Regions from separate parts of the Mus musculus genome. Here regions 2 and 3 are each linked to region 1. A link is a loop called in an ENCODE intact Hi-C map of the cell type or tissue named here. Cell type or tissue: heart. All regions are shown on one strand. Each heading gives the region's core, and the rest is flanking DNA. Links, peaks and the distances in the headings are about the cores only.

What was found. Hi-C counts contacts between places; a loop is a spot of excess contacts. Peaks named below come from ENCODE experiments on the same cell type or tissue, not always from the same donor. Only the 100,000 strongest peaks of a DNase experiment are listed, where the experiment ranks them.
Region 2: it touches region 1 in a loop (4-fold over the local background); 1 of 42 quality-filtered maps calls a loop at or near these places.
Region 3: a loop joins it to region 1, with 1.8 times the contacts of the local background. A loop is called at or near these places in 1 of 42 quality-filtered maps.

What each region holds. Positions count from the first base shown.
Region 1 is chr9:110,472,179-110,480,166 of GRCm38, reverse strand. It overlaps Klhl18 (kelch-like 18), which reads left to right and starts at 3,473. Exons shown (of 10, transcript NM_177771.5): 1 at 3,473-3,701. The coding sequence starts at 3,573. Kif9 (kinesin family member 9) reads right to left here and starts at 3,173. Exons shown (of 21, transcript NM_001163569.1): 1 at 3,053-3,173. In heart, for the core only: no CTCF peak of the experiment used is centred there; DNase peaks (open chromatin) are centred at 3,196 and 3,496; H3K4me3 peaks cover 2,198 bases; H3K27ac peaks cover 1,526 bases; H3K27me3 peaks cover 1,203 bases.
Region 2 is chr9:110,329,772-110,337,759 of GRCm38, reverse strand. Scap (SREBF chaperone) reads right to left here and starts at 4,404. Exons shown (of 23, transcript NM_001001144.3): 1 at 4,255-4,404. In heart, for the core only: a CTCF peak has its summit at 4,511 (motif pointing left); a DNase peak (open chromatin) is centred at 4,419; H3K4me3 peaks cover 1,504 bases; H3K27ac peaks cover 1,191 bases.
Region 3 is chr9:110,620,714-110,628,701 of GRCm38, reverse strand. It overlaps Nradd (neurotrophin receptor associated death domain), which reads left to right and starts at 4,309. Exons shown (of 5, transcript NM_026012.2): 1 at 4,309-4,387; 2 at 5,467-5,615; 3 at 6,441-6,630; 4 at 6,720-6,862; 5 at 6,965-7,567. The coding sequence starts at 5,579. The coding sequence ends at 7,281. Nbeal2 (neurobeachin-like 2) reads left to right here. Exons shown (of 54, transcript NM_183276.2): 41 at 1-83; 42 at 199-308; 43 at 398-515; 44 at 613-710; 45 at 779-895; 46 at 1,344-1,433; 47 at 1,515-1,624; 48 at 1,797-1,969; 49 at 2,072-2,166; 50 at 2,369-2,485; 51 at 2,581-2,739; 52 at 2,820-2,968; 53 at 3,238-3,373; 54 at 3,476-3,913. The coding sequence ends at 3,577. In heart, for the core only: no CTCF peak of the experiment used is centred there; DNase peaks (open chromatin) are centred at 3,681 and 4,281; H3K4me3 peaks cover 2,307 bases; H3K27ac peaks cover 1,955 bases; H3K27me3 peaks cover 730 bases.

The DNA.
Region 1 (7,988 bases), core at 1,574-6,573:
CTCTTCACGCTTGAATCGGCACGGACTTTACCCAGTGAGACACCTTAGAGCCCTAAGATGGGCCCTTCCTGAGAGCCAGGTGCCGGTGGCAGTGCTATGCTTACCTAACATCTCTGGACTCGGGTGGTAGAGGCATTAAGGTCAGAAGAAGTTCAAGATCATTCTCAGCTACATATGGAGGTCAAGGCCAGTCTGGGATAAACAAGGCCCTGGCTCAAAGAAGACAAACCCATTTGGAACTACTATTTTTTTTTCTTTTTCTTCAAAGACAGGGTTTCTCTGTGTAGCCATGGCTGTTCTGGAATTCACTCTGTAGTTTGGGCTGGCCTAGAACTCTGAGATCTGACTGCCTCTGCCTCCCGAGTGTTGGGACTAAAGGTGTGCGCCACCACCACTTGGCTTTTTGGAACTACTATTGCACAATGTACAAAGTTTAAGTACAGAGAAGGTCCACAGAGCATGACATAGGCTTCACTGTACATTTCCCTTTAAATTGTCCCATCAGGGTTGGGCCAGTTTAAAAAGGAATGAAGCCCCTGCCCCTAAAGCAACCTGTAGTTTTAAAGGAGGAGGAGACAGGGAAGGAGTAGGAGGGCAGGTAGACAGGTGAGCAGACGGGGACACAGGGTTGGGGGGATGGGGGGGGGAGTGGGGTGGAATAGCAAGCATATAGCCGCAAAAGTGAAATGCCAGACAAAGGAGTTGATTCACTCTTCTAACATTCTGAAGGGATGTTTAGTAATTTTTTAAATACCTTTACGGAAAAACGCTCTCACGTGACACAGAACTACTGCTAGTATGTATTAAAGTCATTTAAGCGGCCGAGTGTGGTGGCACATGCATCTAATCTTAGCACTCTGAAAGCACAGGCAGGTGGGTCTATGAGTTTGGTCTACGAATCCAGCTTCAGGCCAGCCAAGGCTACATACTGAGACCCTGTGTCAAACAAACAAGGCTTTTGAGGGCCCACAAGATGTCACTGGTAAAGGCACCTGCCACAAAGCTTGATGGCCTGAGTTTGATCCTCAGAACCTACATGGTCAAAGAAGAGACCCAGTTCCTCCAAGTTACCCTCTGTGTCCACACATGTCACTGTTTCATGAGTCTTCCCTAGCACTCTGCTGGATCTTTCCAATTTTTTTGTTTTTGTTTTTGTTTTTAGAAAATTAATCTGAAAAATATTGGAGTAAGAAAAGAACATAGTTTGGCTGAACATTTTGTGTGTGTGTGTGTGTGTGTGTGTGTGTGTGTGTGTGTGTGTCTGCAAATTTGAGCTCTAGAAAAAAATCACACGGCCTCTAACTTGGACCCCACATTAAGGAGACTGAAGGTTTCACTTCCGAGTTTACTTTCTGTTACTGAGAACTGAGAACAGAGAGAAGTGGTTTGTTGTTCACGATTAAAAAAAAATAAAGTCTTCCTTGCGAAAGGGTGTCACTGTGTAGCCCAGGTTGGCTTTGAACTCACAATTCTCTTGTCTTAGCTTCCCAAGTATTGGGGTTAGTATCTCCAGATGGGAGCTGTGCTTCTTTTACTCAATACTCAGTTTCTACAGCTCTGGGAAACCTTTCTGAACACAAGCCCCAAGAGTCTTATCTTCCTGCCCAGGAAGGTTCCAGTGCCGTTGAGTATAACATCTAGAAGGAATTACAAAGAATCCAGAGAGTTCTGGAAGCGGGTTCACAGGCCAGCTCAAAGGCTGCTCCAGAGCTTTCCCCCCCGTTTCTGCCCTACAACTTCCAACGCGCGCGTGCACATGCAGCCCCCCCATCCGACCTTTCCAGGGTCCTCCGGATGCTCATGCCGCCGAGCATCCCTGGAGTCATGCGCAGTTGGCAACAAGCCTTTCCGAGGGTCTATACTCCTCTCGGGAGCCCACTAGCCAACAGTGCCGCGGAAGGAAGCACATGCCATTTCGCACTTACTGAGGTACTGCTTGCTACCGTTCTTATGCCGCTTCATTTATGTGGGCTTCAGCTCCCAAGTCAAATTACAAGCTGCTTGAGGATAAGGGTCGTGCCGTTTACCTCTTGTGATGCCCCCCACAAGGTCCAGAACAGCGCCCAGCACACACCAGGTGCTCAAGAAATGGTAGTTGATGGTGATACTCATGGCTGGAAGTCAGAGGGTGACTGAATCTCCATAGGTGGGTCCACCATCTTCAGCCACTACTGAGAGAGTGCCAAGGTATGTGATATGTCACTCCCCTCCCACACTACTCTAATCCCTGAACTTGCAGCGTTCTGGGGAGGATACTTCATTTCCCAGTACAAGAAGCCATGCTCAGTCTCAAGATACCCTCCCATTAGGTAGTGTTTTTTCCCCCTCAGGATGGAATACTCCCAGAAATCTGAACACAGTCCTTACATACTTCACATAATAAAGTGACTCTGACGAGCCACCAGGAGACCTCTGTGCTGAGAGAGTCAGTGTTTCTCCATTTGTTTTGGGCTTGGGAATGAGCAGGATATACATTAACACCCACGAAGGCTTGACAAGAAGTCAATGGGATTACTCATAGGCACTAGGCGTTCATACCTACCATGCTCTTACCTCGATCAGGGATAAAGACTAAGAAACAAACACCCTTTAAACCCACAACACTGGGTCCTACTGCATCTCAGCATGAGATGAACCCAAAGTTTGCACCCAGGCAAAACTGGCCACTCTCCTATTTCTCACCCAGTGTGTGGAATGCTTTTCTAAAATGTGTGTGACAGATTGCCTTGGTCCCATTCCTGTGCCCCTCTAGAGGGTTTTCCTCTTCGGTAGTTAGAAGGCTCTAAGTGATGACACCGTGTCTTAATGATCTCTGACACTCAAACTCACGCCCTCTCCGTCTAAGGCAAGTCGTGGGACCTCAGTGGAGACTCGTGGGACTAAGGAACATCAGAAACTCCTAGCTCCCCTAAGCTGCGACCAGGTTGAAAGGAGCATCTCCAGGGGTGTCTCCGATTTTTTTTTTTTTTTCACAAATAAAAGAACCAAAGGAGTTAGGAACCCAGCCACTGACAGCAGCTGGGAGGATATCCCCACCAGGTTTCCCTTTTACCTAACGCCACCGGCTCGTGACCACTGCTCACCTCGCGGGGCAGTGGCGCTCGGGTAGAGCGACCGCTAGAACTGCAGCAACTTGAGGGAGCTCTGTTCGCAACCAGGACAGCTAGCCGACTGGCTGTGTACACAGTCGCCATGGCAACAGGAAGCCTGCAGGGATTACGGAAGTAGTGTAGGGTGGTGGCGGAATTTAAGCCCACATTTCTCCGTTAAAGATACAGGGAAAGTCAGAGCTGAACAAAGAAGACAGAGATGGAGTCAATTAACCTGGAAGGCTTAGAGTAGCTGTATATGCGAAGCCTGAGTTTGAGTTACGGGGGGAAAAAGGCTATGTATAAACCAGGAAGCGGGGCAGCGAGACTTCCGGTGTCGAGGACTTTGTGGGTACGGTGGCCGCGCAGGCCAGTGAGATTCCGGCTTCGCGTTCTGGGCAGCCTTCAGCGTGAGCCCTTGCCCCGCCCTGGTTAGTGTGAAGCCTGCTGGCCAGGCCTGCGCAGTTGCGGCGGCCGGGGAAGATGGTGGAGGACGGCGCGGAGGAGCTGGAGGACTTGGTGCATTTCTCCGTGTCGGAGTTGCCTAGTCGCGGCTACGGCGTCATGGAGGAGATCCGGCGGCAGGGCAAGCTATGCGACGTGACGCTAAAGGTACCATGGTCTGGGCGGTGGCTGGCTGAGGGGAAAGGGACTGAGCGGGAAGAAAAGGGTGGTGGACAGGGGAAGAGTGGTCCAGCCGACTGTGGGTGGAGAAAGGTTAGAGGGGAACAGAGTAGTAGAGAGCGGTGCCAAGCGCAGAGGGGGAAATGAGGCCAAGTTGGGAGAGTAAAGGGGACAGCCGTTCAGCCATTGGAAGGAAAGATTGAGAGGTGTGCCTCTGACGCCCTAAGAGCAGGAGACATTGGGGTATCCGCCTCCTTTTCTGTCATACAGAAAAGAGAAAATGTTCTTACAGGCAGACCATGGAGGAAGGGGCGGTGGCTGACTCCACATTCCGATGGGTACCACTAAGACATCCTATCTTGTCCTAAAGTCATTTCTTTGGGCTCCTTGAAGTTGGCTGTGCTGTTGTAAATGCTAAGCCTTCTCTTCAGGAGTCATTGCTTGCCCTTGGCGCTTTTAGAATCGGATCTGGAAATCTTTTGATGTGGGCTACTCTCTTCCATGCTGGAAAACAATCTACTGTCACCACCTTAAAAGGTCCTGGAGGCCAGGCTAAAGGACTGTTTGGGGAGAGGGATATTTTTGCCACCTGTTCCCATCCAGCATTCTGGTCTGGTGTCAAGGGCCAGTGCCCCCTGTGCTTTGAGTCGTGCAGGGCTGCACCTTGGTGCCCTGCTGAGCCAGGTAGATCCCTCCAGGTGGGGATACTGCCTGCCTGTGGTTTTTCCTGTTGGACCTTGCCTGGAAGGCTCTTACTGTCTCGGTGTGACACTCCCTCTTCCTGTTTCAAAACAACAGAAAGACACAGACACCTCTTAGACTTTATCTTCTACTGAGTTAAGGAAGCATTGCTTCTCCATGTATTCGAGTCAGACTGGTAGGAATGAATAGGGTGGCTCCTGGGCAGTGGTGGAGCACTCTTTTAATCCCAGCACTTGGGAGGCAGAGGCAAGCAGACCTCATGACCAGCCTGGTCTACAGAGTGAGTTCTAGGACAGCCAGGTCTATGAGAAACCCTGTCTCAAAAAAAAAAAAAAAAAAAAAAAAAGTTGAATGGTTAATGGTTTGGCACTTTAAAAAGCAAAACAAACTGAGGGTGGCTTTGGAGAAAGAACACACTAGCTGTAACCATGGGCACATTACTTAATCTCTTTAAGTTTAAATTTCGAAATGTGAAAATAATTTTTGTTCTTTGTTTTTGGTTTTTCAAGTCAGGATGTGAGCCATCACCACTCAGTTTAAAGATGATTCTTTTTTGTTTGTTTGTGGGGTTTTTTTTTTGTGTTTAATGTTTGTTTGTTTGTTTGTTTGTTTGAGACAGGGTTTCTCTGTGTAGCCCTGGCTGTCCTGGAACTCACTTTGTAGACCAGGCTGGCCTGGAACTAAGAAATCTGCCTACTTCTGCTTCCCAAGTGCTGGGATCAAAGGTGTGCGCCACCATTGTCCGGCTTAAAGACGATTCTTAAATCTCACCATTAGTGAGGATTAGATATTTGGTATTCTTTGTATAGCACCTATGTTAACTTTTTCATCAATCCTGAAAGAAATGGATCTCTAATTAGAGTAGTGAAATGGTCTGAGAAGGGGCAGATCGTCTCAGATAAGATAGGGAAACCAAGAGGATTAAGAAAAAATAAGATGGATTAGAGGAGGCAGAAGATGGCAAGGCCAGTAGAGATTTGGAAGCAGACTGATTTAACTGTGGCACCGACCTTTGGGATGTAGAGGCTGCTGAAAGGCAGTAATAAGAAAGAAGTTTTTCGCTAGGATTTAGGCTGTGTGCTGGTGACAAGCTGAGTGGGGAAAGGGACTCGCTGCCAAGCCTGATGACTTGAGTTGCATCCCTGGGACCCACATAGTGGAAGTGAGAACTGACCCCTGAAAATGGCCCTCTGCCCTCCGTAGGTGTGCTGTGGCACCTGCACGCTCTCTCTCTCTCTCTCTCTCTCTCTCTCTCTCTCTCTCTCTCTCTCTCTCTTTCTCTCTCTCACACACACACAAAGAGACGGCAGAAAAAGAAAAGTGTTTGTTTTTAAAGATTCGGGCTGTAAGAGGTGAGCCAGTAAGGAAAGCTGTGTGGTAGATAGATGGAGTGTGGTCACAGATACTTACTTCCCTAAAGCCATACATTTGCCTCTGCGTTCAACATAAATGCTGAATCTACCAAACTTACAGCAGAAATTGCTTGTATGATTTTTTTTTTCCCCACGAAAATCTTTTCCATTCAGGCAAAGGAACAATTGTATCATTCAAACGTCTTTCCGACTGAGAGTGCAAGTCTCAGTTACTTTGCTTGTGTCAGGTCAGAGTCATAAGGACCTGTGTAAAAGCATAGACCGGAGCTAGACTGTAGACAACATTTATTTCACTGGTTCCAAAACCCCCTTCTATAGAGCCTCAGGAGAATTCTGGTGCTAGGAGCCATCGAAAGGCCTAGTACACCAATGCTACAGTCACTACTCACAAGAGCTTCTCTGCAAAATCTGTCTTGGTTTCTCATAATTTACTCTTTTCTCCACCTTCCCATGAGTCCAGACTGTTTTTCAAATAAGCAGATTCTAAAGAATTGGTTAGCGGTTTAATAACTAGCTCCCCCCCACCCCACCCCACCCCAATTAGAGTAGTTGTTTGCAAACTTCAGCAGATATGAGACTCACCTGGTGGCCTTGTTCGTATCGCTCACCCTGGGATTTCTGATTCATAGGTCTGGCATGAGCCCCGTCGAGTTCACCAGTGATGCTGTCTTCCTCTAGGACTGCATTGTGAGAACCATAGCTATAAAATAAAGGACTTGTCCTCTCAGGATGTATTCAGAGTCAATGAATCTCCTTTGAGGTCAGTAATGCGCTAGTTCCCCAAGCCGGGAGTCAGGGAGCTCAACCTGTTGAGAAGGTAACCACCTGTTTTTTGTTAGGGCAGTGACAGCAGTTGCTTGCCTGGTAGAGAGGACGAGTATTGCCTGTTCTGGGCCCCTCCTGGTGACACACACACAGAGGAGTGGAGTGTTGCTGGTGCTTGGAGTTGGAGGTGGTTCTGCAGGTGCTGACCTCTGGAATGCTCAGAATTCTCCATTGAAGTCAGACATAACTTGTCTGCTTTTCATCTTGTACGCATTTGCTGGCGTTTGTAATCTCTCTGTGCTGGGTTTTTCTTGGGAATGTTGCTGATCTTATGATCTGAGAGGCAATATGGCACAGGCTCTGCCTGGATCTGAATCCTGGCTCTGCCACTTCATAGCTGACAAAACTTAAATTCCTTAAATGCTAGTGAGTCAGTCTATTCCTCTGTGAATGGACATCATTACCCACCTGACTGCTAAGGATTCAATTAGTTAATTAGCTTCAAACTTCATGTAATAAATGCTCAATGAATAGTAGGTATCTGTGTTTTATTGTTTGTTTACTTATTTATTTATTGTGTGTTCTTTTGTTTTTGTTTTTTTTGAGACAGGATTTCTCTGTGTAGTCCTGGCTTTTCTGGAACTCCCTTTGTAGACCAGACTGGTCTTGAAATCAGAGATCTACCTGCCACTGCCTCCTAAGTGCTGGCATTAAAGACATATGCCACCACCATCCAGCTATATTTTCTACTTGTTTGGTTTTATGTGTATGGATGTGTTTTCCTGCATGTACAGATGTACATCACTTGTGTGCCTGGTGCCCTTAGAGGCTAAAGAGGACATTGGATCCCTCAGAAGTAGAATAACAGATGTTTGTGAGCTGCTGTGTGGTTGCTGGGAATCGAACCTGAGTCCTCTGGAATAGTAGCCAGTGCTCTTAACCACAGAGCCATCTCTCAAGCCTTTAATAATAATTAAAGAGATAAGATCTTTTTTTTTTTTTTGTTTTTTTTTTTTGTTTTTTTTTTTTAAAGATATGTTTTTTTTTTTTTTAAGATTTATTTATTTATTATATGTAAGTACACTGTAGCTGTTTTCAGACACTCCAGAAGAGGGCGTCAGATCTTGTTACAGATGGCTGTGAGCCACCATGTGGTTGCTGGGATTTGAACTCTGGACCTTCGGAAGAACAGTCGGGTGCTCTTACCCACTGAGCCATCTCACCAGCCCCCAAGAGATAAGATCTTAATGTGTTGAGCAGGCTGGCCCTAAACTTTTGTGTTCAAGTGATCTTCATGCCTCTGTTTCCAAAATAACTGGGACTATAGGTGCATGCCATTGCTTCTGACATTAATAATAATTTAATGATGTTTCCGAAGAAAGTATGTGGTGATTTGAATGTGCTTGGCCCAGGGAGTGGCACTATTTGGAGGTAT
Region 2 (7,988 bases), core at 1,874-6,873, 140 kb after region 1:
GCACCACAGCTGCAGAGTACAGTGGCCCTTTCCAATAAGCCCAACACTCAGGAGGCACAGACATGCAGATCTCCGAGTTCAAGGCCAGCCTGGTCTACAGAGAGAGTTCCAGGACAGCTAGGCTACACAGAGAAATTCTGTATCAAAAAACTAAACAAAAGTCGGGCGTGGTGTTGCACGCTTTTAATCCCAGCACTTGGGAGGCAGAGGCAGGCGGATTTCTGAGTTCGAGGCCAACCTGGTCTACAAAGTGAGTTCCAGGACTCTGCCTCAAAAAACAAACAAACAAACAAACAAATAAACAAAAAAACAAAAAACAAAAAACAAAACAACAACAAAAAAAAAACCCAAAAGCCCCCTCAGGTCCTTTTAAAAAACACAGGACAGCCAAGAAAAAAAAAAAAAAAAGGGAGAAAATATCTGCAAATCATTTATATAGCAGAGAATTAACATCTAGAATATATAAAGAACTTTTATGACCCAACAAGAGAAATCAACACAATTGAAAGCCACACAAAGAGGGATACAGAGCTATACCAGTTGCTGAGTGTGTACTACTGAGTTCCCAGTGCTTATATTAGACAGCTTACAGACACCTGCCTGGAACTCCAGCTCCAGCTCCTAGCCTCCTTGAGCCTCTGCACTATGAGAACATACCCACATACAGACACAAACACCTTCATGTAGTTAAAAACAATATAAATAAACCTAGGGGGTGGAGACATGGGTCAGCAGTTGAGAGTGCTGGCTGCTCTTGCAGAGGACCAGGGGGCACTGCATGTATGTGGTACACAGACATACATGCAGGGAATATACCCACATACATAAAAACTCACACATTTTAGTGCCTAAAAGGGTTCCTGTAACCAATCTCCTATGGATACTGACAGACAACTGTATATCCAAATAGCACACAAAAAACACGCACTGAACTAAAAGTAAGAATTCAAAGACCAGGCTGGAGAGATGGCTCAGCGGTTAAGAGTACTGACAGCTCTTCCGAAGGCCCGGAGTTCAAGTCCCAGGAACCACATGGTGGCTCACAACCATCTGTAATGAGATCTGATGCCCTCTTCTGGGGTGTGTACATATAAATAAATAAATAAATCTAAAAAAAAAAATCCAAAGATCTATACACTTGAGTTCCTCCTAATTGTCAGCCTTTTGACTAACTGTGCACTCATGTTCCTGACGTCACCATTCCTAATAGCCAAAAGGTAGACATAGCTCCACTCTTCATTGAAAGGTAGATTTCTTTTAAAATGTAGCTATATAGCAGCATCCATTATCCCAGCACTTGGGAAGCAGAGGCAGGTGGATCTCTGAGCTCAAGGCCAGCCTGGTCTACGAGTTCCAGGACAGGCCTAGCTATAAATAGAAACTCTTGAAAAAAAAATGTGGCTATACAAACAAAATAATATAATTCGATCTGAGAAAGGAATGAAATGTAATAAACAATACATGAATGAACCTTCAAATCAAGGTGAAAGAAACCAGACTCAAAAGAAAGACCTGGGGCCGGAGGGAACGTTCAGCAGTTAAAGGTACCTGTTCTTGCAGACTGTCAGGTTTGGCTTCCAACACACACATGGTTGTTCACAACCATGCCTAATTCCAGTTCCAGGGCATCTGATAGCCTCTTCTGACCTCTGAGGGCACCAGGCATACATATGGTACACATACAAACATGCAAGCAAAACATTCATACACATTAAACAAAAGTGAAATAATCTAAAAAGCATAATTACAATTCTCCTCAGATGAGAGAACTTATCACAAGCAAGCTCACAGAAAAAAAGAGTACAACAGAGGTTGCCAGCAGTAGGCGGCACAGGAAATATGGACTGTTTAATGGGGACAGTTTCTGTGTACAATAATTAAGAAGTTCTGAAAATGGGTAATAATGACAGCTATACAACACTGTAAGTATATTTAATATCCCTGACTACTCTATTTAATCATTAAAATTGTACATTTTATTTTATATATTATTTTCCACAAATTTTAAAAAAAATTAAAAATTAGAAAAGTCTAACAAGCCAAGTGGGGAAGAGGAGAGAAAGAGAGCCGTGCCGTACTGAGATGTGCCATCTTGGACACAGGCTGCTTCCTCCACTCATACCACCTCCTCTTCCACCTCCCATTTGCTAAGAGAACAATAGAGAGACTATGAAGCCAGTGGGCACATCTGCAGGAAAACACGGACTGTTGTCGGGCAAACAAGTTCGCATACAGGCACAGCCCCTAACTGGCCAGTGAGAAAACTTGCCTGAAATTCACCCTATAGACTAACACTATCATCTCATCTGTTCATTACGGAACTTTAGATAAGCTGTGCCCAACAGCCAGAGCCTTGAAAAATTCCACAAATATTACCCACAAGGATCACTTTAGGTGGCTAAAGTCACCCGGATCTTGTTTCTTTAGCCAACTCAGAACAGTGGTAAGTTCCAGGGTCAGGAGCTCGTATGGCAGAATCCGGAAGACACAGTTTGAAGGCCTGATTCTCCATGCACACACTGGATGACCCTGGAAACTGGTTCCACGGGAAAGAGAATGAAAACCACACATGCGGTATTTGTCGCAGCCAACAGAAGGATACAGACTGTCAAAGTGAGCAAAGTGCACATGAATTCTAGGCTCGCCGAGATGAGTATCTGGAGTGATCCTGAACTGTGGCAACTCTAACCAACCACATTAACAAATACAAACGGACGGCAGGCATGGTCCCTTTCCCAACAGGACAGTTAAGCAGCTTACATATGGCCTCAGGCAAATCACAATTTTTATGGTTCTGTGTTCTAGCCACAAACTAAGAGTAAAGGTTTTGTGCCCATCTCAGGACAGTAATCTAAATGGGTGGTAGGGTTCCCAAACCGTGACTTTTAAAGCACATGGAAACATCTGGAGAGGTACTTCCCACCCGCCCCCCCCCCCCCACACACACAGTAACAAGAGAGTATTCAACAACAACGGAGTTTCAAGTAAGGGGAAGCCAGTTCTTGCTTTTCAACCTGACCAAAGAATGAGTGCCGAGCAGGAGCAGGAGCACACACATCTGCTATCCCACATATTCAGGAAACCGAGGCAGGAGGATGAAACTTTGTGGTCAGCCTGGGCAATGAAGCCCAACTCAAAATAAAAAGCCACAGGTGTTACTCAGTGGCAGACCAATGCCCTAGGCACACGTCCCCAAGTAACTTAATAATGAGTATAGGAATAATGTTTATACTTGTATTTCCTGTTGGTCGTTAAAAAAACAATACAAACAAAATATTTGCCAAGCAGAAACGCTGCAAATATATAAAAAGCCTTTAGATTTGAAATACATTAGCATATACTTCATAACATACAATCTTCACTTGAGCATCACACAGGTTACACCTAAAATGCATTCAGCACTAACTAGATACACTTGATCCTGACTCTAAGAAAAGCTTTAATGTTTAGCACACCTTGAGATGGCTGCACACTGCATAAGCAAACTCTACAAACGCACCCAAACGCATCATTAAAGACTGTTCCTATGTCGACTTCACAAGAATTACTACAAGATCATCATGAACTTATTTATTCATCGCTTCCGTCACCATAAGAGATAAATAAGCTAAACTAAGGAAGACTACCTCCAGGACCCCACTCCCACTCCCACCCCTCACCCGCCGCCACCTGTGGCTCACTGCCCTCCTCTTCATCGCCACCATCTGCACAACTTTCTGAGATGCAGTGTGGACCCGGGACTCGCTGCAGCTAGCGCTATCCCATTATAACCCTGATGCAACAAAACCACCTGGAAGTAAACATAAGCAACATAAGCGAGCAAAGTTTAGGTTTAAGCAACACATAAAACCAGAAACCGAGCACTCCCAGCAGAGAATCTACATGTTGCCTGGCTATCGGATCTTCGGAAAGAGGCAGGACTGAGTCACAGGGTCTAGCCCTCACCCAGACAACCCCAGACAACCCCAAAGCAGGATCCAGCGGCGAGCCTACCTGCCTGAGCTCACTCAGCCTGAACCCATCGCGACCCAGGCAGCTCGGCCCGGGCGGGGGCGCGGTCGGGAAGGGGGACGCGAGACCGTCCGGCCCCCAGCTCCAGACTGCGGTCTCCGGAGCCGCGCCTCGGGCTGCTGGACAGCGCCCACGCCCGCGCGCCCCTGCCCGGGCTCGCCCGCATCCCGGAACTCCCGGGCACGAGCGGCGCGAGGCCGGCGCCGGGGCCCAGCCGCACCGTGCAGACGCGCGCTGAGGTACCTGTGGCAGCGAGGCAGCTCCCGGGCGGCGGCGACCGAGCGGCGGAGAACGGCCTGCGCGCTCCTGGCCCGCGGTCCGGTGTTTGGAGCCCGCCCTCTCCCTCCCGGCCGCCCGGCGCCCGCGCAGCTCCCCGCCCCTTCACCTCTCAACTCCTACCTTTCCCCTCCCGCTCCGCCGCCCTCCACACGTGCTCCCGGCGGCGTGCGCATGCGTAGTCTGGCACTGCCAACGGCTCGGGTTCGCCCCCTGGTGGTCCCCTGCCACACAACTGCGAGAGGAAGTACTGGAGTTGCCTGTGGCCTGGAAAAAGGTGGCTAGTAGCACTTCAGAGTTTTGACAGCATCACTGTCCTGGGAAGTGATTGAGAACATGCACAAGAGCTCGTGTTCCATGCTTTATAGTGCCAAAGGATTAGAAGCGGGGCTGGGTGTATGGCTCAGTGGTAGAGAGCTTGCCTGAGACGCTAGGGGCCCTGGGTTTGATCCACAGCAGCATCAAAAAGAAAAACAAACCAGGGAATTAGAAGCAACTGAGCTAAATAGCAAGTGTATTCAGTTGATGAACTAGGTATAGGAGCCTCCAACACCAAGGATGTTAAATGAGCACTTATAATGAAAGCTAGTTCAAAACCAAGCTGGTGTTAGGATTCCATTTTTGTTAAAAATACAATGCATAGGGTAAAGTGGAAGATATATACTCAGTGTTTATTCCCACGTAGAGGAACTATGGGTGTCTGAGTCTCTTCCACCTTCTGAACTGCCACCAGTCGACTTGCACATGTAACGGATTATGCTGAGTGACTGCTCTGGTAAATGCTGAGTTAAGCATATGGTGTGTGTTCTCTCATTTGGCCTTGGGGAAAGTGAGGTTCCAGACACTCAGCAACAGCACCAACCCTGGTTGCTATGTTTCCATTTGTCCTCAGGCCTGCCTGTGGAGAGATCTCAACCACACTACCAATGTCTTGACTCTCTGAGTGTCACAGGTCAGAGTGGCCACCTGCCCCCATCTTGCTACCTTAAACATACTTCTTTCGTGTCACTCTTGCTCACCCCCAAGGCATACTAAGGTAGAACAGACCCTGTACCTGCCCTCAAGGGCACCAGTGGTGGGGGAAGAGAAAATATAAGTATAGTCACCGTGCAAAACAAATCAGAGGTGGCCACTTCAGCCTTTGGAATAGGGTTATTCTATAAAGCAGGTTTCTGGTAGAGATGTAACTCAGTTGATATACTGCTTGCCCAGCCTTGAATATGAGCCTTAACCCCCAGCAAACTGGCAGTGGTGGTGAAAGACTCCCCAGAGGAGCCTCTCGCTCAGGCCTCAGGATAATAGCAGACACCCAAGAACTCACGATAGACCAAGCTTGATGCAAACCACATGAGGCTTTATTCGGGGAAAGCCAGAGCTCTGGGGATGACTCATATCCCACGCAGGGTTAGAGGAGTCGACCTCGAGGGGAAAGAGGTCCCAGTTTTTATAGGCCCTCAGGGGGGAAAGGAGAAGGGGAGAGTGGGGGGATTTCCAGATCTAAACAATTCTCAAGAAATGGGTATGGGAGGGGTACAAGGAAAGAGTCTGGTGCAGGGGCAGCAACTCAGGATTGGCCCGGTTGTGGTTGCTGGGGAGATTTTCTGACTCTTTCTCAGCAACCAATATCACAAACACCTGGCAGTGGGCTTCATCAGTGGGCACACACATGGGTTCAAGGAATGGTCAAAACATTGGCAGACACACAAGTTCAAGGAGTGGCCAGAGCATTGTGCACCTCTATTTTTCTAAATCAGTGAAGCTAGTTCTGCTAACAGTGACATCTATCTTGCCAATTTCAGGGCTTCTGTGACCTTTTACATTCTGTTAGGATCTTTCAGTGGGTCACACCTATGTCAGCCCTTAGGAGATGCAGGCAGGAGGAACAGAAGTCCAAGGTTCCAATTTGAGGCCAGTCTGGTACATAAGTCTGGCCCCCACAAAGATAAGAAAATGCAGCCCACTGGTAGGGCCTAGCATCAAGGCCTTGAGCTCAAACCTCAGTAATAAAAATAAAATTTATTTTTTTACGTGGTGTATTTTGTTGCTCTGACTCTTGTTGATGGACATGGAAATGCAAACCAAATATACCCTTTGTTCCCCGAGTTGATTTAAAAAAAAAAAAAAGAAAAGATGTACTTTTTTTTTTAAAAGATTTACTTATTTATTATATGTAAGTACACTGTAGCTGTCTTCAGACACACCAGAAGAGGGTGTCAGATCTCATTACGGATGGTTGTGAGCCACCATGTGGTTGCTGGGACTTGAACACTGGACCTTTGGAAGAGCAGTCGGGTACTCTTACCCACTGAGCCATCACACCAGCCCAAGATGTACTTATTGTATTCTGTGTATGAGTGTTTCCTCTGCTGGTATGCGTTTGCACCATGAACATTCCTGGTTCCCTAAGGAGGGCTTCAACTCCCCCTAAAACTGGAGCTACAGACAGTTGTGAGCCACTGTGAAGTTGCTGGAAAGATCTCCGGTCCTCTGCTAGAGCAACGAGTGTCTTTAACTATGGAGCTATCTCTGTGGCCCCCACCTCAGCCCCAGGTTGACTTGGGTTCGTGTTTTATCGTAGCACAGAGCAGCAGACTAAAACACCAGAACTGGTGGCAAACGCTTGTGAGCCCAGCACTCAGAAGTCTGAAGCAGAACCTACGTGAGCTCATGGCAAGTTCCAGGGCTATATGTTCAAAGGCTACCTTGTCTTAAAAATTGAAGAAAACAAAAGATTGTTTTCTCTTTTCTTTTCTTTTCTTTTCTTTTCTTTTCTTTTCTTTTCTTTTCTTTTCTTTTCTTTGTTTTTAAATTAGAAGCAACAGTAGAAAGCAGGGTAGGGAAGCCCATGCTCCTCCCACTCCATCCTCAGGTCACTTCCTCCAAGCCTTATCCCTCAAGTACCACGTCCGCCCCCTCAGGAGCCTGGGAGTGAGCATCGCCTTCTCTGTCCCTGGTTTCTCCCGCTCTGACCGCCGTCTCTTTCCTTGTGAAGGTATGTAAGATCTTTCCAGTTTTATTTGCCTGGTGTCTGGTTTTGCTTTGGGTGCTCAACTTGAACCCAAGTCATCTGTTACAGGAATGCTCTGTGGCTGAGCCCCACTTAGCTTTTCAGGGCTGTTCATTTGCAGTTTTGGAAATCCAAGCCCAGGGCCTCAACTGTGAAGAATCGATTTTCTTTTGTTTGTTTGTTTTTATCAAAGGTAGCCTTGCCCTCCGAGGACTAATATTCCATAAGTTTCCCCACCTCGTGAAACTTTTATGTAGATAATTAAAATCTTTTAATCCTCTCCACCTGGTAAAACTTTTATTTTCACAACACACACACACACACACACACACACAAAGAGACAGACAGACAGACAGACAGACACACACACACACACAAGTTCTTGAATGTGATAGCCTAGAACAGAGAACTCTTCCCCCTTTTTCTTAATTTCTTTTACACGTATTCTTTTAAAACCTAGTTAACCTCAAAAGACTCTGAGGTTGGACTCCCGCCAATGGGGAAAAGACAGTCACCACCTGCATTAAAATAAAGACTAGGCACACTTCCTGCCCTGGTACGCTCGCCTGCCCTGGTACGCTCGCCTGCCCTGGTACGCTCGCCTGCCCTGGTACGCTCGCCTGCCCTGGTACGCTCGCCAGCCCTGGCACTCGCCAGCCCTGGCACTCGCCAGCCCTGGTATGCTCGCCTGCCC
Region 3 (7,988 bases), core at 949-5,948, 150 kb before region 1:
GGCACGGCTGGAGAGCCCCGCCGACGTGAAGGAGCTCATTCCGGAGTTTTTCTACTTTCCTGACTTCCTGGAGAACCAGAATGGTAGCATGCGAGGCACCGGGGCTCCGGCATGAGTGAACAGACGGGGTGTGTGTGTGTGTGTGTCCAGGGATGGTGAAGAATCCTCAGGCACACTGCTAACTTTCTCTTCTGCTAGGCTTTGACCTGGGCTGCCTCCAGTTGACCAACGAGAAGGTGGGTGATGTGGTGCTGCCCCCGTGGGCCGGCAGCCCCGAGGATTTCATCCAGAAACACCGCCAGGCTCTGGTGAGGAGGTGATCGCACACACAGGCAGCCAGGGCTGAGAGTTGCCGTGGGATTCAGTCCCTGCGTTGACTGCCGCTTCCTCCCCTCAGGAGTCAGAGTATGTGTCCACCCACCTGCACGAATGGATCGACCTCATCTTTGGCTATAAGCAGCGGGGTCCAGCGGCCGAGGAGGCCCTCAATGTCTTCTATTACTGCACTTACGAAGGTAGGCAGTGTGCCGCACGTGAGATGGGGTCAGGGCACAGACAGTGGCAATAAAGAAAGGACAGTGAAGGAGTTTTAACCACTCACCTTCCTCTCAGGGGCGGTTGACCTGGACCACGTGGCAGATGAACGGGAGCGGAAGGCTCTGGAAGGCATCATCAGCAACTTCGGGCAGACTCCTTGTCAGCTGCTGAAGGTGAGGACTGTGGGGAGACAGTGGTGAAGGACACTGGTGGCATGGTGCTGACCAGCTCTTGTTGACAGGAGCCACACCCACCCCGGCTCTCGGCTGAGGAAGCAGCCAATCGCCTCGCCCGGCTGGACACTAACTCACCAAGCATCTTCCAGAACCTCAACCAACTCAAGGCCTTTTTCGCTGAGGTGAGAAGTGGGTGGGAACTTAGTTTCTTGTGTAAGATGGGTTTAGCCACACGTCCTTACCCATCTCTGAGCAGACATCTTGGGGACATACGGGTAGGAGGGCGGCCAGGATGAGATTCCCAAGTGCAGTTAGGATGGAGAGAGTCTGGCCTTGGTCCCCTTCCTGCATCTTCACGCATGCTCCCCTTTCCTGCTGTCACTGCGCCGAGGCCAAGGAGTAATGGGATGAAGGGACCAAGGCTGAGCCCGGGCTCGACCCTGGCGTCTTCTGTGTCTACCCCAGCTTCTTCCTCTTTCTGTGATGCCCTCCTACGTGCCCACTGCTGTCATGTCTACCTCTCAGACTCACCTCTCTATGACACCCACTTTGTCCCTGGGGTCAAGGGCCAAAGAGGGTACCTACCAAGAACACTGTCTACTTCAGTCAGCCTTACGCATTTCTCTGCAGGTTGTCAGTGAGGCTGTACCTCTGGTCTTAGCTCTGGTTCCTCACCGACAGTCACACTCCTTTATCACCCAGAGCTCCTCGGACATGTTGGTAAGTACACCTGGCAGATTCCCATTAGCTTCATCCCTTCTGCCTCCGCCCCAAGCTACCATAGCATATTCTTACCCACAGGTGACTGTAAGTGCCAGTGGGCTGCTGGGCACTCATACCTGGCTGCCCTATGACCGGAACATCAATAACTACTTTACCTTCAGCAAAGATCCCACCATGGGGAGCCCCAAGTAAGGCAGGGCTGCGGGTAGGGGTGCGATATGAATGTCCTACACCCCGAACCACCTCCCCATTTAAACAGAATACAGGCCAGCTGCAGGGGAGAGGGCTGGCTAAGGTCCCTGCTAGCCCACATCTCTCACCCGTGGCCCAGCCTCACCTACCGTCTTCCCCTTGGTTTAGGGTGCAGAAACTACTGAGTGGGCCCTGGGTCTCAGACAGTGGCGTGAGTGCACAAGCACTAGCAGTAGCTCCTGACGGAAAGCTGCTCTTCAGTGGTGGCCACTGGGATGGCAGCCTACGAGTGACTTCACTACCCCGTGGCAGGCTGTTGAATCAGCTAAGCCGACACCTTGGTATGAGCAGCCCTGGTACCAGGGAGAATGAGACAGGCAGATGTGGAATGAGTTCCAAGTTGGGCCTGTGACAACACTGTGTGTCCTCCCCTTCCTATGCAGATATAGTGACCTGCCTTGCACTGGACACCTGCGGCATCTACCTCATCTCCGGCTCCCGGGATACCACGTGCATGGTGTGGCGTCTTCTGCAGCAGGTGTGTGTGGTGGGCAGACCTGTGAGGTCCCTGTCTCCCAGGCTAGAAGTCCATCTGCCCCTCAGGGAGCCATCAGAACTTCCCCGTTACTCCCTTCCCCTTCCTACTGTAAGCAAGTCTGGGGCTCCATTACCCCCCAACCCTCTGGCTCGCATAAAATCTTCATTTGCCTGAGTCTTAAGCTAGCCCTGCCTTCCCACAGAGCGGTCTGTCAGCAGGGCTGGCACCAAAGCCTGTGCAGGTCTTATACGGACATGTAGCTGCAGTGAGCTGTGTGGCCATCAGCACTGAACTTGACATGGCCGTGTCTGGATCCGAGGTGCGTGTACATCCCCTGGGGAGGCGGAGTTTCCCCAGGCACTGTCCCCAGAGCCTCCAGTTCTCTGCTCAGCACCCTCATCTGCCTTCCTGTAGGATGGGACTGTGATCATACACACTGTACGTCGAGGCCAGTTTGTGGCAGCATTAAGGCCTCCAGGTGCCACACTGCCTGGACCTATATCGCACTTAGCACTGGGGGCTGAAGGCCAGATTGTTGTACAAAGCTCTGCTTGTGAACGTCCTGGGGCCCAGGTATGGGGACAGGGTACCCGACAAAGACACTGGGGCAGCTGGAATGGTGAGGCGGTTGCTGATGTCCCCAATTCTTCCAGGTCACCTACTCCTTGCACCTGTATTCAGTGAATGGGAGGTTGCGGGCTTCAGTGACCCTGACGGAGCAGCCCACAGCCCTGACTGTGGCAGAAGACTTTGTTCTGCTGGGCACCGCTCAGTGCTCTCTACATATCCTCCACTTGAACAAGTGAGCCCCGCTCTTAGTTCCTGGCCCCTCTAGGTGGAAGCTGTTGGCACAGGGTAATAGAGAGTGCATACTACCCACTCACTAGCATGTGTTACTCATGGGGATTCTTGCCCTGGCCCTCCCTTAGCTACACAGTTGTGGGAGTTCTATAAGCCAGGAATTCAGCTTAGCCAGACTTCAAATGAAGACAAAGTAGATGCACGAAAAGGTGTCTGTTAGCTGGCTTCCTTGCAGTTGTGACTCAGTGTACACCTACTTCCCTGCTCCAGATTGCGGCCCGCCGTGCCTCCCCTGCCCATGAAAGTGCCGGTCCACAGTGTGTCTGTGACCAAGGAGCGCAGTCATGTGCTGGTGGGCCTGGAAGATGGCAAATTGATCGTTGTGGGCGCTGGGCAGCCTTCTGAGGTGAGGAAGAGGGCAGCTTGGCCGGCCGGGCAGGAGGGTGGCGGGTTGTGGGGTGCGGCTGCCAGGGCTCACCGCATCTCATCCCATCCCTACTCCCGCTAGGTACGCAGCAGCCAGTTCGCGCGGAGGCTGTGGCGCTCCTCGCGGCGAATCTCCCAGGTGTCCTCTGGGGAGACTGAATACAATCCTGGCGAGGCTCGCTGAACCTAGAGTCTAGGCGCTCAGACATCAGACCCGGCCCGAGCCTGATTCTCTGCCCAGGAGACTACTGCACCAGGGGGTGGGCGGGGCCCACCCTCCAGCTCAGGGATTGGTAGATGGCATCACCAGGAAGTCCCGCCCCTCGCCGGCTGAGGGGAGACCTAGCGTCGGCCTCTGAGGCCGCTGCTGCATATTTTGCACAATCTGGGGTGGGAGGGAATCCCTACTTTCAAATCCCACGTCCCAGTGAAAGCACAAAGACCACCTGTGGCCTTAATCCTCAAAGGTGACTATCGCTGCCCATTCTCAGCAATAAACGTGGCCTAGTTTTGTAATCTTTCGGTTTCTTGAGTACACATGTGCCGCCGTCCTTGGCCTCCTGTGGCCCCCAGTCTTAGCCTCTGTTACCCTGTCTGGCCTGGCATGCTTCTTCCTGGCCAGGCTGGCCTCGGTGTAGCCAGCGGAGGCGCCTCTGGCTTTGCCAGACGTTTCCTGACTCCTGGTTCTCAGCTCTCGCGGTCCATTGCATGGCATTTGCATGCCAGTGGCCTGCTCTGCCAGGCACGCTGGTGTCGGCTTCTGTGAACTCCGAGTGCTTCTGCGTGCTCCGGCGTGGGGCGGGGGCGGGACCGCGCCCTCGAGCTCGGCCCCGCCTCTTCATTGTCCTGCTCCCCTCTTCAACACCACCCCCCCACTGGCCCGCCCCTTGCCTTGGCTCACTCTTGGGCAGACCGGAACCTGCCCTCTCCAGGGACTCCCGTCGTCTTCCTAGCTGAGTGGATCCTGGCACCCTCGGAGGGGTGGCCGCAGAAGGTTAGGAGGGAATGACTAGCCGGGCTCTTGCTAGGTGGAAGGGGCCAGAACTTTCTCTGTCTCCCGCCTTTAGTGCTCTGATCCTGTGGGTACCAGCGTCTGTGTTGGGGTGTGTATGGGCCTGCAGGGGCTGTTGAATTGTTTCTTCCCATTTTGGGCTTGGAGATGGGTGGGGAGCCCTGAAGAAGTTCCACTCCGGCTGCTCAGGATGGGTGGGGCAGATTCCAAGGCCTGTCTGCTGCTACTGGTTTACAGGCCCACCCACCAAGGATCCCAGAAGCCCCCAACTCCCAATGTGGCGACACAAAGATACAAAGTCCATAAAGGGGCCACCCACATCAGAGGTTTACCTGACTACAGCACCGAACTGCTGATAGCCCTACTATAGACACACCACGTGTTAGAGCCATTGGCTATGCAGCAGTAGCCGTTGGGGACTTGAAGGGCCTCTTTTAATCTCTTACTTATCCAAGCCAGATCTCTCTCCTCCTTCAGATCTGGAGCCTCTCCTCCTCCGTAGACTGCAGGGAGTGGTCTCAGCAGATTTAGTACTCTAGGGTCCAGGTGGGTCCTTGGTCTGAGTTGGCCCTGTTCTTCCATTTCAGGCCCTCTGAGATCTGTATGGTCTATGAGTTTGCTGAACCATTAAGGTATCAGTTCACTTAGTCCCTGCCCAGGAAAGGGCTGGCCACTGGCCCTGGAGGGGACAGAGGGAGCATTAGGCAGTGTAAGCGGGCTTGCCTTGGGGACCTTGGGATGCTGGGTTTTGGCAGATGTGTATGATCACCAGTTCCTAGGGATGTTTCAGCCTGAGATAGGGTCACAGTCCATGTATCTTTACCCTCCTTTTAACATCCCCAGACTCAGCCCAGGTACTTGGGAAGGTCTTTGAGATCGGGTGATTTCTATCCTGAGCTGTACCCCATGCCACCAGCTTTGGCTAGCAGGAGCCAGTTGTTACCTCCACCTATTTGACACAGGAGAAACTGTTCCAGCCCTGGTGTGAATCAGGATGGACACACACGCTGCCCCCAGGGACTCCTGACAGCAGATCTGAGGATTTCTTCATATTTCTGCAGAGTTCCTCCTTCTGAGATTCAAGAGAAGCAGGCTCCAAGCTCCGTCAACTCAGTTCTCTACACAACTCCCCTTCACCAAAAAACAGCCCAGCAGGCAGCGCCTGGCAGCACCATGCTTTATAACGTCAGCAAAGGTGTGGTCTATTCAGGTAGGCATTCCTTGTCCCAGATCCTAGGTAGCGGGCAGATTGGGAGGTAGAGTGGGTCGTGTACAAGTCCATTCACGGGCTCTTTAGTCCCTGACCCTTGAACCCTGTCTACACTGGGTACAAGGACTAGTCAGTCATTGGACTTAAGGCAGAAGTGAGAGAGCACCAGTATTTACTTCCAGTTAAGTTTTATTTTTATGATCCCATGACACCAGCACACATCAGTGTGCTCTCACAGTCTACCCTGGAAGCCGACCAATCTTGTGCTGTGGTAAGCAGAGGTGGTGCAACCAGGGTGAAAAGAGAAAGGTCAAGGAAGGCTTCCAGAGGAGATCCTGCTGTGCGTTTAGGAGAAGATGCAATAGCAAGACGTTTGGATGCTTCCGGAAGATGACAAGGCACATCTGGGAGTGACTGTCCACAATGGCAAGCAAAGGGCCATTTACGTGTACCTATGTGCACGTCTGTGTGTGAGAGTGCCCACAGAGGGTGTAAGAGGGCATCAACCCCCCCAGGAGATTGAGTTAAAGGTGGCTGTGATCCATCCAATGTGGTGTTGGGAACAGAACTCCTGTCCTGAGGCGGTACAAGCCCCAGTAACCACTTAGCAGGCACGTGTGGTTCAGGGATCCTGGGGGATCAAACTCAGGTTGTCATACTTGGTGGCATGTGTCTGTCTGCTGAGCCATTCTTGCCGCTCCAGGGCCAGCCATGTAGTCCTTTAACACATGGTAAACTCTAATGTATTTGGAAAGTTCTGCCAAGATGGTCTACCTAGGTGAGGCTGCCGTGGCTCCCTATCTTGACCACTGTCTGTCTTCACAGATACAGCCCTGCAGGGGCAGGACGGGGACAGGGAAGGAATGTGGGTAGGAGCTGGGGGAGCCCTAGCCCCCAATACCTCCTCCCTATTTCCCCCTGAGCCTCCAGGGGCCTCGAGCAACATCATTCCTGTCTACTGTGCTCTCCTAGCTACAGTGATCCTTGGTCTGCTGGCCTATGTGGCCTTCAAATGGTAGGTGGTCTGGGTCCTGTCCTGTGGCATCCCCTCCATGCCTGGACTCTGAGGCAGTTCCTTGTCTTAGTGCCCTCTGCCCCCTACAGCTGGCGCTCACATAAGCAAAGGCAACAGTTGGCTAAAGCTCGGACTGTAGAGCTAGGGGACCCTGACAGGGACCAGAGGCGTGGTGACAGCAACGTCTTCGTGGACTCTCCTCCTAGTCTGGAGCCCTGTATTCCCAGCCAGGGTGAGCACGTTTCCTAGTCTGTCTGTAGTCCTTTGTATTTAACTAGTGCCTCCCCTACCCACTAACACTTCTCTCTTCACCCCCACCCCCACCCCCACCCAGGACCACACCCGGACCTTGGCTGCCAGCTTTACCTGCATATTCCACAGCAGCAGCAGGAGGAAGTCCAGCGGCTCCTGATGATGGGTGAGCCAGCCAAGGGCTGGCAGGAGCTGGCAGGCCACCTCGGCTACCAAGCTGAGGCTGTGGAAACCATGGCCTGTGACCAAATGCCAGCCTATACCCTGCTAAGGAACTGGGCTGCCCAAGAAGGCAATAGAGCTACCCTCAGAGTGCTGGAGGATGCTCTGGCTGCCATAGGCCGAGAAGATGTGGTCCAGGTTTTGAGCTCGCCAGCTGAGAGCTCCTCGGTGGTGTGAGTGCCGCCTCCCAGGGCTGCCTGCCCTGGCCTCATGTCTTTCATGGGCTTCCTAGTACTTCTCTGGCTTCAGCTTGCTGTTGTGGCAGCAGAACACAAAAGATCCGGCCACTTCATGTTCCTTCTCCATCCTCTCCAAGATAGAAGCGAGGGACATGGGGGGGTGGGTAAGAGAGTGGGCATGGCTTTGCCCACAGATTCTCGTTCTGCCCCTTTATGTGCTTGTTATTTTTTCTATTTCTTTTTAAGAATCACATATTAAAGGCACCTTTGGAGTTTTGTTCTAACCTACTTGGCTCCTTGGACCTGTAAGACAGTTGGGTAGCTGTGAAAGAGACCCAGACAAGGACTTGGGAAGGAGGTGGGGGCGCTTCTGTACATGGGCTGTGGAGGGCCAGGCTGGAGCTCACCCTCCTGCCCTTCAGTGTTTGGATGACATTAACAAGTCATGTCTCCTCCTGAACTCCAGTCTTTGCTTAGTGGAGGCATATGTAGTAAGTCCTCTACCCCTAAGGTTCCCATGGTGCACCCAAGGACCCTTTGCGTGACTTGTGCTGTGACAGGGAAGATGCAAGGTAGTTGTGGTGAGCTAGTTGTTGAAGACGTTAGGTCATCTTTAGACAAGAAAAAGATGACGTTTCAACACTGGGACTCAGCCGGGCAGTGGTGGCGCGTGCCTTTAATCCCAGCACTTGGGAGGCAGAGGCA